3 separate regions of the Homo sapiens genome follow, and all the other regions are linked to region 3. Evidence: chromatin contacts called from ENCODE Hi-C or POLR2A ChIA-PET data. All regions are on one chromosome and are shown on one strand. The core of a region is the stretch at or near the end of the contact, and the rest is flanking DNA. Distances in the headings are between cores, read along the strand shown.

Region 1 (3,085 bases), core at 191-2,690, 75 kb after region 3:
GATTGTCTTTGAGAAAGAGACAACAAATTCTGGTTTGGTCAATCCTCAGGATCTGTTTTGGTTTTATAGAGGTCTAAATTAACATTGTGAGGCTGGACTAACATCTATGTCTGGGCTAGGATCCCTGAAGAGCATTTGGGTAAAGAGGGACCAATAGAGGACAAATTTTAGGGCCTAACAGGGTGGATCTGACTCATCAGCACAGGGTTTATCAAAGCACTACAAACCACCCTAGACAGTGCGGGCAAATGCCACTTACCTCACCATCCAGGAACCTGTGGCTCAGGACCCATGAAGAAAAGCCTTGGGTCTCAAATGAAAATGCCCAGTATGAAGCCATTGCAATGTGGTTGAATGAAATGCAAATTTAATTGGAGAAAAAAATCTAGATGATTTCATCCTGTATTCAGGGACAATCCACTTCTGAGGATCTTTCTCTTTCTCCTCCCTAGCCCCCCTATATTCTAAATCTTAGTCCAGTCTTGAGTAAGCTGTTTCACTATATCTGACTGGGAGCAAGGTATTTCTAGTCTTTCCATGTGGTTTCAATTACATCACACTCAGATACACCCTGGGTCCCTTCATTGAGTGTGACTACTCTGGAAAAGTGTCTTGTAACTTCATTTTAGCAGAAAGTAGGATTTGCTATGGTTTTCCTGACAGGAGGCTGAGTGATGGACTGAATCTAGCATGAGGGAGGAATAGGAGAAAGAGAAATTAATGTTAACCCTCTGGACATAATTTGCCAAACAGAGACCAAAGCCACTGCCCATTAGAGGGCACTTTAGAGAAGGAGCTGAGTTGGTGGTGGATGGAGGAATGATGGTGGTCAATGAGGGGTTATTATGGCAAATGTTAATAGGAAGATGAACATGAACAGCAACATTGCAGAAAGCACGAGGTAAAGGATGAGGTGTGTCCTGGGTGTTTGAGGACTGCTTTGAAAACTCATCTGGTCTCCTCTTGGTCATTGACGCTCCTACAACAAGCAAGAGGAAAGGGACATGGTGTCAGCAATCCACATTCCATCACTCACAATTCCCTGGGAGTGTTCATTTCCAGGCTCTCCCCTCCCCTCCTTCGATGGGACCATTTTGGCTTTACTGGGGATGGGGGCAACATGGGGGCAGATGCTCAAAGCTACAGCTGGGCAAGGGGATGATCAGTCTTACCAGCAGGTGGCCAAATATGAATATACTCCAAATTGGCCTATCTGAACAGACTATTCATCAAGAAGTCACTTTTCTGGCAAAGTGGAGTTTGTGGTATTAGGAGGTCAAACCAGAAAGTGCTGCTTCCACCCATAGCTGAGGGCCAGGAGGTTACATTATGGATAAATCTTTTTAACCTAGCTGCTCTGTTTAGGACAATGACAACCAATTGCTCAGGAGACACTGCAGAAAGTCTGCCCTTGTTATTTCTGTGTTGTTATCAGCAAGTGCCATTCTGATACCATTATGACATCACTCTGTTTTTAGGGGAAGGGGCAACTAGTGGAAGGTCTCAAGTCAGGAGTGGGGAGCTGAGTGATGTCTGCTGTAGCCACTGTCCCACTGTGTAGATTTAGAGACACACTGGCAGTGAAATTGGAGACCCGAACCCCAGCCAAAGCAGGAATGGGACTCCTATTACTTACCCATATCTCAACTCCCCAGTAAGAACCAATGTGAAAATGCTTTGATTCTCCTGGGTGAGGTGAAATATTTATGGCTTCATGAGCTACAGGAGAACTGAAATAATATTTGGGATTCTCTCAGGGACCTAGATATCTCTAAAATGTGGACTGGTGAGAGACCAACAGTAATAAGATGAGTGGCTTATGTCATTCCCAATTCCCAAATGACTCAATATCAAGGAAGCTCAATTATGAACTAGCCCAAAACAGAGAGACTCAGGAAAGGATCTGGATGTAAAACAAGAAGGTAGCTTCACAGTCTTTATTTTATGTAATTAAAAAACCCATGCTAGACTCTGAGTTCCAACCAACACCAACCAAAAAGTCAGAACTTAAGCTGAGAGTGACAGTTCTGGTCTTGATTCTGCCATTTGCCCCTAAACAAAACCTGGAAACAGGCACTCAGTATCTTAAGTTCCCAACCTATAAAATGTGTGGGCACTATCTGCCCTACCTATCTCATGGAATTTTATTTTAAAAGTAGGCGTGAACATGTTCCACAAATTTTAAAAGGCCTCACTTCTGTCATGGAAACTCTTCTTAGTCACTGTGGTAGTTCCCTGCTTTCTTCAACTTGGGCATCACAGTGAGAGTGCAGATTGGACAAAGCCTTGCCATGTAATTAATTGCCTCGAGGGCTGAATTAAAAAAAAAACAAACAAACAGGAGGCTGGGTGCAGTGGCTCACGCCTGTAATCCTAGCACTTTGGGAGGCTGAGGCGGGTGGATCACTTGAGGTCAGAAGATCAAGACCAGCCTGGCCAACATGGTGAAACCCTTTCTCTACTAAAAATACAGAAAAAATTAACGAGGTGTGATGGTGCATGCCTGTAATTCTAGCTACTCGGGAGGCTGAGGTGGGAAGATTGCTTGAAACCAGGAGGTGGAGGTTGCAGTGAGCCAAGATCACACCACTGCACACTCCGTCCCGGGCAACAGAGTGAGAGTTCGTCTTAAATAAATAAATAAATAAATAAAATTAAAAGAATAAAAAAACAAACAGGGCTGAGATTCTATAGGACCTAGGAAGTTTATGGCGCAATCTCAGAGCCTCTTTATATTAGGTGATGAGATCAAGTGCCACTTCCAACCTCACATTGTCCGTTGACTCTTGCTTCTCTTGAGTTGTCACTCAGGAGAATCATAAGAATTATGAGGGTCACTAAGGGGGTCTATTAGTCTATGGTGATGCCAGGAACTTATTTAATCCCTTCAGGTCTCAGCTGCCTCATTTGTAAAATGCTGGTTTATGGTGAGTATTAAATGAAATAATGCACACAAAATGCTTAGCACTATCTTGGCACCCCCAAAACATTAGATGAAATTGTAAAAGAGGCAGAAGAAACCAGTATCTGCAGTTTCATCTTCCTTGGCACCTCAGGACACCTTTTCTCCTTGCTTCAAGGTGCC
Region 2 (2,940 bases), core at 339-2,838, 92 kb before region 3:
AAAGTGCTGGGATTACAGGCGTGAGCCACTGCGCCTGGCCGGACAGTTCACTATTCTTGTCTCTAAGATTTGCTTCTTCATTTAACACTGGTGTCCTCAGATTCCACTTTGCTATGAAATACGTGGATAAGTTAGGGTAGCTTTTAACAATACACAGAAAAAAGCTATATGGTATCACCCAGAACCCTGTGGGTTGGGACAGTACAGATGATGGTCATGGGTGGCACTATAAGGTAGAGGAAGAAAAGAAGGAAAGTGGAAAAAGGAAGATTTTTTAAAAAGGCTTATGTCTTCATACACAAATATAACACTAGAACCCAAATTTACAAGCCTTTGAGAAGATGGAAACTGACAACTATAAAGAATAGCCCAACTTGGCATCCAGAAGTGTCTAGCTTGCTACAGATTATATAAAATACTGGCAACTGACCAGGGCTCCACTTCCAGATTTTATACAGTCAACAAAAATACTTTAGTTTGTGTAGGTTAAAAATATTCTACTCTTTTTGTCCTCAACTTGCTAGGAACAGATATTTTTAGTAAGAACCCAATCAACCTTATCAAAATCAAACATCAAAAATAGACTAGAGCAACACTGGAAGCAAACTCACTATTTTTAGCTCTTCTGTCTATTCCCTGCCACTACCCACAAAATTCTGACTGTAAAGTCCATGCCTAAGAGCTTAGTTATTCCAAACAGGTTCCTTCTTGTGACTCTTTTTTCCCCCCGAACACCTGAATGCAGAAAACACTCGATTGATTAAAGATTAATACTGCCGCAAACCATGACAGCTGCCTTTCCTCTGAGGGCTTTGGGAGGAGGGTGGTAGGAATAGAAAATGATAGAGAGCTTGCATCAGTATTCCTCTTGGGAATCTATTACATGGAAAGAAAATTGCTATTTCAATTCCCTTTTGTTGCTAAAAATAGCAGTCTCAACTGATTCAGGCAAACAGTGTAGGGGCTTAGCAGTGCTGAATTTAGAAACCACAGAAGTCCCTGAGAGCAAATGCTAACGTAGTCTTAACACACGCCAGCTCATATTTAACAAAGAACAAAGAAGAGAAGCATGCAGGGTGCAAGTTAATAAAACAGCAGCAACTTCCTCCATTTTTATTAAAGACAAACAGTGAAAGTGATGCAATATAAGACCACTCTAACTTGTTCTCCTAATCATATTATAAAAATAATTTTACAGAAAAATATTAGTTTATGCATACACCCAGATATTGTGGGCATTTTCCACAATCCCATGGTATGAGGAAGCACACATCTTTCTTCAAGAACAGTAGATTATTATAGAAAGAAAATGCCCAGTTTACAAATGTCCTGTCCCAATACAGAGTCCCCTTTTTCCCACTCAGTCCTTTCAGGTTCCCCACTGAGCAGCCCTCTCTTCGACTCTTTACTCCCCTTCTTTTGACCCAACCAGACACTGCAGACTGTTCTACTTGTCACTTAAAAAACTGGCAAACCCAAACAACAACAATAACAAAAATTCAAAGCATCTATAGGTCCAGAACAGAAAAACGAAAACAAAAAAAAAACTGTGAAAAGCAGATTTGCTTAAAGGCAGTTACTCCCCTGGGCCGACTTCCAGGCAAGGCCCTGCGATTCCTTCTGGTGGCACCATAACCCAAAAATGCCTTCTGCCTGATTTTTTCACTTTATTTGGTTAACTAAAAACCCTTCCAAATAATGATTCATTTTGGTTAATGCCACATCCTCTTTAAAAATGCAAACCCATGTATAAGAATTAAAAGGCTATCAATCTTTATGCCTCAGTGTGATCTGATTCAAACTACTTTGTGGCTTCCTTTGGGAATACCCAAAATGTGGGAGTAACACGGAAGGGGCCTCATGAAAATAGGAATTCTCATGCTGTTCTCGTGACAGTGAGTGGGTTATCAGGAGGTCTGATGGTTTAAAAGCGTGTGGCAGTTCCCCCTCGATCTCTCTCTCCTGCCACCAGGTAAGACATGCCTTGCTTCCCCTTCATCTTCCACCATGATTGTAAGTTTCCTGAGGCCTCCCCAGCCATGCAGAACTGTGAGTCAATTAAACCTCTTTTCTTTATAAATGACAGAGTCTCAGGTAGTTCTTTACAGCAGTGTGAAAACATACTAATACAACAACCCACACATAGAATGAGAGAAAACATTTGCAAATCATCTATATAATAAAGGTTTATTATCTAGAATATATAAAGAATTTGTACAACTCAGTAACAAAATGATGATCCAATTTTAAAATTGGGCAAAGGACTTGAATAGACATTTATCCAAAGAGGATATACAAATGGCCAACAGGCATAAGAAAAAAGCTCAACATTATTAGAGAAATGAAAATCAAAACTACAGTGACACACTAGGTTGACCGTAATTTTTTAAAATGTAAATTAAGTGTTGGTGAGGATGTGGGGAAATTAAAGCCCTTGTACATTGCTAGTAGAACTATAAAATGGTGCAGCCACTGAAGGAAACAGGTTGGGAGTTCCTCAAAAAGATCAACAGAAATACCATATGACCTGGCAATTCCACTCCTAGGTATATAGCCCCCAAAACTGAAAACCTGTATTCAAACAGAAACTTGTATATGAATGTTCCTAACAGCACCACTGCCAATAGCCAAAAGGTAGAAACAACTCAAATGTCCAACAAATGATGGCTGAATAAACAAAGTGTAGTATATACATACAATGGAATATTATTCAGCCACAAAAAGGGATTAAGTACTGATACATGCTACAATGTGGATGAACCTTATATATGAACATCATGCTTAATGAAAGAAGCCAGACACAAAATGTATTCTATTTACACGAAACATCCAGAATAAATAGGTAAGTCCATAGAGGAAGAAAGCAGATTAGTGGTTGCCAGGGACTGTGGATGGGAGGATAGAGAGGGACTGCTTAGTGGGTATGGTGTTTCCTTTTGG
Region 3 (2,998 bases), core at 185-2,684:
TATGAAAGTGGTTTATTTAGTTTTTATATGCACTAAAATACCAAGAGAAATGGAATACAATTTTTACTCTCTCTATAAATCATTTCTGTCACGTGGTGGCCCCTAAAACTAAAACTTGATAGCTGATTTCCAAAACCACTGTTGTACCTTATTTCAAATCTCCCACCTTACCAAACTTGAATGAAAAAATGTTTTAGATACCAGTTCTACTTGTGGGAAAAAGCTTTTAAATACTGCCTGAAAAATGGCTTTTCATGACCAGTTAGATTTCAAAACTTACAGACAATACCATGGAAATAAGGCGGAATTTATGGAGCAGTACATTGTGGCAGAAACAATGAGGTCCAATTCGTGTAGACAGACAAAACAGGTACTGCCATTCTTGGCTATCTAGTGTTATCCTGAGATTGTGATACACGACATTACACATCAGTACACGGTGCTTCATTTAGCCTCAAATGTTGAAACAGTACCCAATATCAAAGATCAGGGTCCCAACATGCAGAGAAACTCTGAGCCAAGAGTAAGGTAACACAGCTCAAAGCAAACCTAATTTCCATAAATAAACTCAAACAACTTCACAGCACCAGGGAAGCCTGGGGGAGCTGGCTCCCTAGAACTAAAGGTACCTGCAACCCTGGTGCTCGTTTTAAATTCAGTTTTGCACACATATCTTTCTACAAGCAATTGCAAAGCTCCCAAGATTTAGGAACACATCCAAGTTAATAAGAAGGCATTTCACAAGTAGGAACTGCCTGACACTGCCTTTCAGCATTAGCAAACGAGGGGAAAGTTCACCACATGCAAGGGAAAGCCAACCACACGATCATGGACACGTTCATAACTCCTGCAACTGCTCACACCCCACACCAGACAGACAACACCCAGGACACTGCTGTACATCTTACAAAATTCCAGTTCTTGCTTAAATCCCACCAGACCCAAGAAAAAGAGCCCAGTCCAACCCCAAATAGGGCCATGAGTACCAACAGCCATATGGACAGAGCCAAATGCGCTAAGAACAGTGGAGGATGCAAGCTACAAACCACAACACAGAAAGCACAACCCCATATGCCTAGGCGCCGGCCACCCAGATATTTCAAAGGCAGAATGCCAGACGACCAAGGTCCGGCCGGCTGGGAACCCTCACCGACCCTGCAGCCGCTACAGGCCCCTTGACCGCTATAACGACGGCAAATCCCAATGTTAACCCATCAGGCTGCTTGCCCACCTTCCAGGAACACAACTAACAGGCCCTTGGCAACCTGGGGGGCTGTTGGTGGCCTTCTAACGGGACCGACAGCCCCCCAAACCCTCCGAAAGGCAGAAACCCTCAACTCCCTGCCTCGGCGGCGGCCATCACGGCAAGAAAGCAGGCTTTTACGACAACTCCCACAATGCCCGCGGCCTACAACTCCCAGTGTGCACCGGGCGCCGCCGCGGTTAACCCTGTAGTGGCGCCGGGCTGGCGAGCCCTGCACCCTTTCCCCTCCCAACGGCCAATTGTTGCACCTACTTTCACCCTTTCAATCTGAAAGTAACTTCGGAAATTTTCTCAAACACCTATAGTTACGCTATCTAGCCGCCTTCCCTTATCACACAAACAACCTCAACTGCTCAGAAAATTATCCTTGACAGAGAAACATTTGTTAATCTCTAGAGCACTCCTCATAGTGTCAAATGCTTCCCATTTGAAAAGGGGACACTTAACTTCAATTAATCTTCCCCTTCGACTTTATCATTTTCCAACATTTTTCTAAGTTATTATACTCCAGAGATTCGTGTACTCAACACTATTAATTTAAAATCTGTTTTCTAACTTCTGGGAAGCAACAAGAGAGAAAGACTATCCTATAACTGCCCACAATGTTCTACATCTCTCCATTTTATAAGACAAATTTCCTCCAATATATTGTCTCAAAAAAATTATGCGACTCCAAGTAAGTCCTAATAAGAAATATTAAATATGGGCAATATATTTTTTCAATTTGAAGTTAGTTTTTTTTAGGGGAAAACCTGGGTTGTGTCAATATACTTTGGTTTCCCTTTCACTCTCTTGATAGATAATCAGAAATATAATAATGCTGCTTTATTACTTTTTAATTTTAAAATGCCAACAAGCAACAAGTAAAGAAACATTTTAATAAAATTTGAAAAATAAACTAAGAGTTCATTCTTTCAGGAGACTGCACAATTACATATTTTATTCATAAATGAACTCCTTCAAGGTTTTTCTCATTTTAATTAAAAATAAGAGTTTAAAAACGCATTTCTTTGAAATAGTTTGCCCATAATTTCAGTAAAGATTAACAATCACGTTTAAAGAACACTGTATCATCAATGTAAGTTCAATATCCTGTTTGTACATACAGTACAAACTGTAACATGCCCAGACGTATAACTGAGAGATAAAATAATTGTTTAGTATTTGATGCATACACTAAGGCAACAACTAGAATTCTCCCAAATTATCTGCTATTTTTCTCACATCCAAATATAAAATGAAATGTACATAATGTCTGATTTTTCCACAGAAACAATTTGCCATTTGAAAGGGCACTCAAAATGTATCATGAATTTCAAATCACAAAACTCAGAAATCCTAATACACATGCAAAAACCTAAAGCCTTGTTGGAAAGATACGTATTTAGTAAGACTCTACGAAATTATATTTTAAATGTGCCCCTTACTATTACATTTAGCTTATTAGTACATTTTTTATCTAGTAAACTATGATGAGAAAATACTTCATCATTTACTTCTTCACTCCTGTACAATATGTAGTTTCCTAAACAATTAAGACAAATGCCATATACCAAGATATAAAAAATTATATATTCATATATATTTGGAATTTTAGTTTATTATACTACTTTAGCATCTGAACATTTCTAATTCTCACCTAACTCTTTAGTTAGTATTTTGCTAGGCAAAGCTCTGTTTTTTTCCCCTCTCTTTTTTAATAGCTACCAGGTTGTAACATTTTAAAGCGTATTT

What was found. Hi-C counts contacts between places; a loop is a spot of excess contacts on that map. ChIA-PET counts read pairs that join two places held with the same protein, here RNA polymerase II (POLR2A). Pooled maps may share reads with other maps.
Region 1: a loop to region 3 is called in a map of heart right ventricle, with 2.0 times the contacts of the local background. The contact joins the promoter of MIR670HG here to the enhancer-like site in region 3. A Hi-C loop is called at or near these places in 6 of 168 maps with a recorded cell type or tissue (Ramos, Right ventricle myocardium inferior, endothelial cell of umbilical vein and 3 more), 1 of 37 single-sample maps with no recorded cell type and 16 of 50 pooled maps.
Region 2: a loop to region 3 is called in a map of ascending aorta, with 3 times the contacts of the local background. The contact joins two enhancer-like sites. A Hi-C loop is called at or near these places in 4 of 168 maps with a recorded cell type or tissue (Caco-2, Calu3, aorta and 1 more) and 13 of 50 pooled maps. POLR2A ChIA-PET finds 5 or more read pairs at or near these places in 2 of 52 experiments (CD4-positive, alpha-beta T cell and GM12878).

Annotation. Positions count from the first base shown.
Region 1 is chr11:43,567,661-43,570,745 of GRCh38, reverse strand. It overlaps MIR670HG (MIR670 host gene), which reads right to left and starts at 1,440. Exons shown (of 2, transcript NR_131246.1): 1 at 1,173-1,440; 2 at 346-979. The region is part of intron 2 of LOC124902807 (potassium/sodium hyperpolarization-activated cyclic nucleotide-gated channel 4-like); the gene reads left to right. It also overlaps a transcript of HSD17B12 not described here.
Region 2 is chr11:43,734,892-43,737,831 of GRCh38, reverse strand. The region is part of intron 1 of HSD17B12 (hydroxysteroid 17-beta dehydrogenase 12); the gene reads right to left. Among named protein-coding and RNA genes, the nearest start is that of HSD17B12, 56 kb to the right of the region's middle. Within about 2 kb of position 1,588, at least 3 of the 41 ENCODE cell types and tissues checked have a DNase peak (open chromatin) inside an H3K27ac peak, as active enhancers do.
Region 3 is chr11:43,642,612-43,645,609 of GRCh38, reverse strand. It overlaps a transcript of HSD17B12 not described here. Among named protein-coding and RNA genes, the nearest start is that of HSD17B12, 37 kb to the left of the region's middle. RefSeq lists an enhancer at 1,288-1,477. Within about 2 kb of position 1,434, at least 25 of the 41 ENCODE cell types and tissues checked have a DNase peak (open chromatin) inside an H3K27ac peak, as active enhancers do; they include endothelial cell of umbilical vein and heart right ventricle, where a contact is called at or near this core.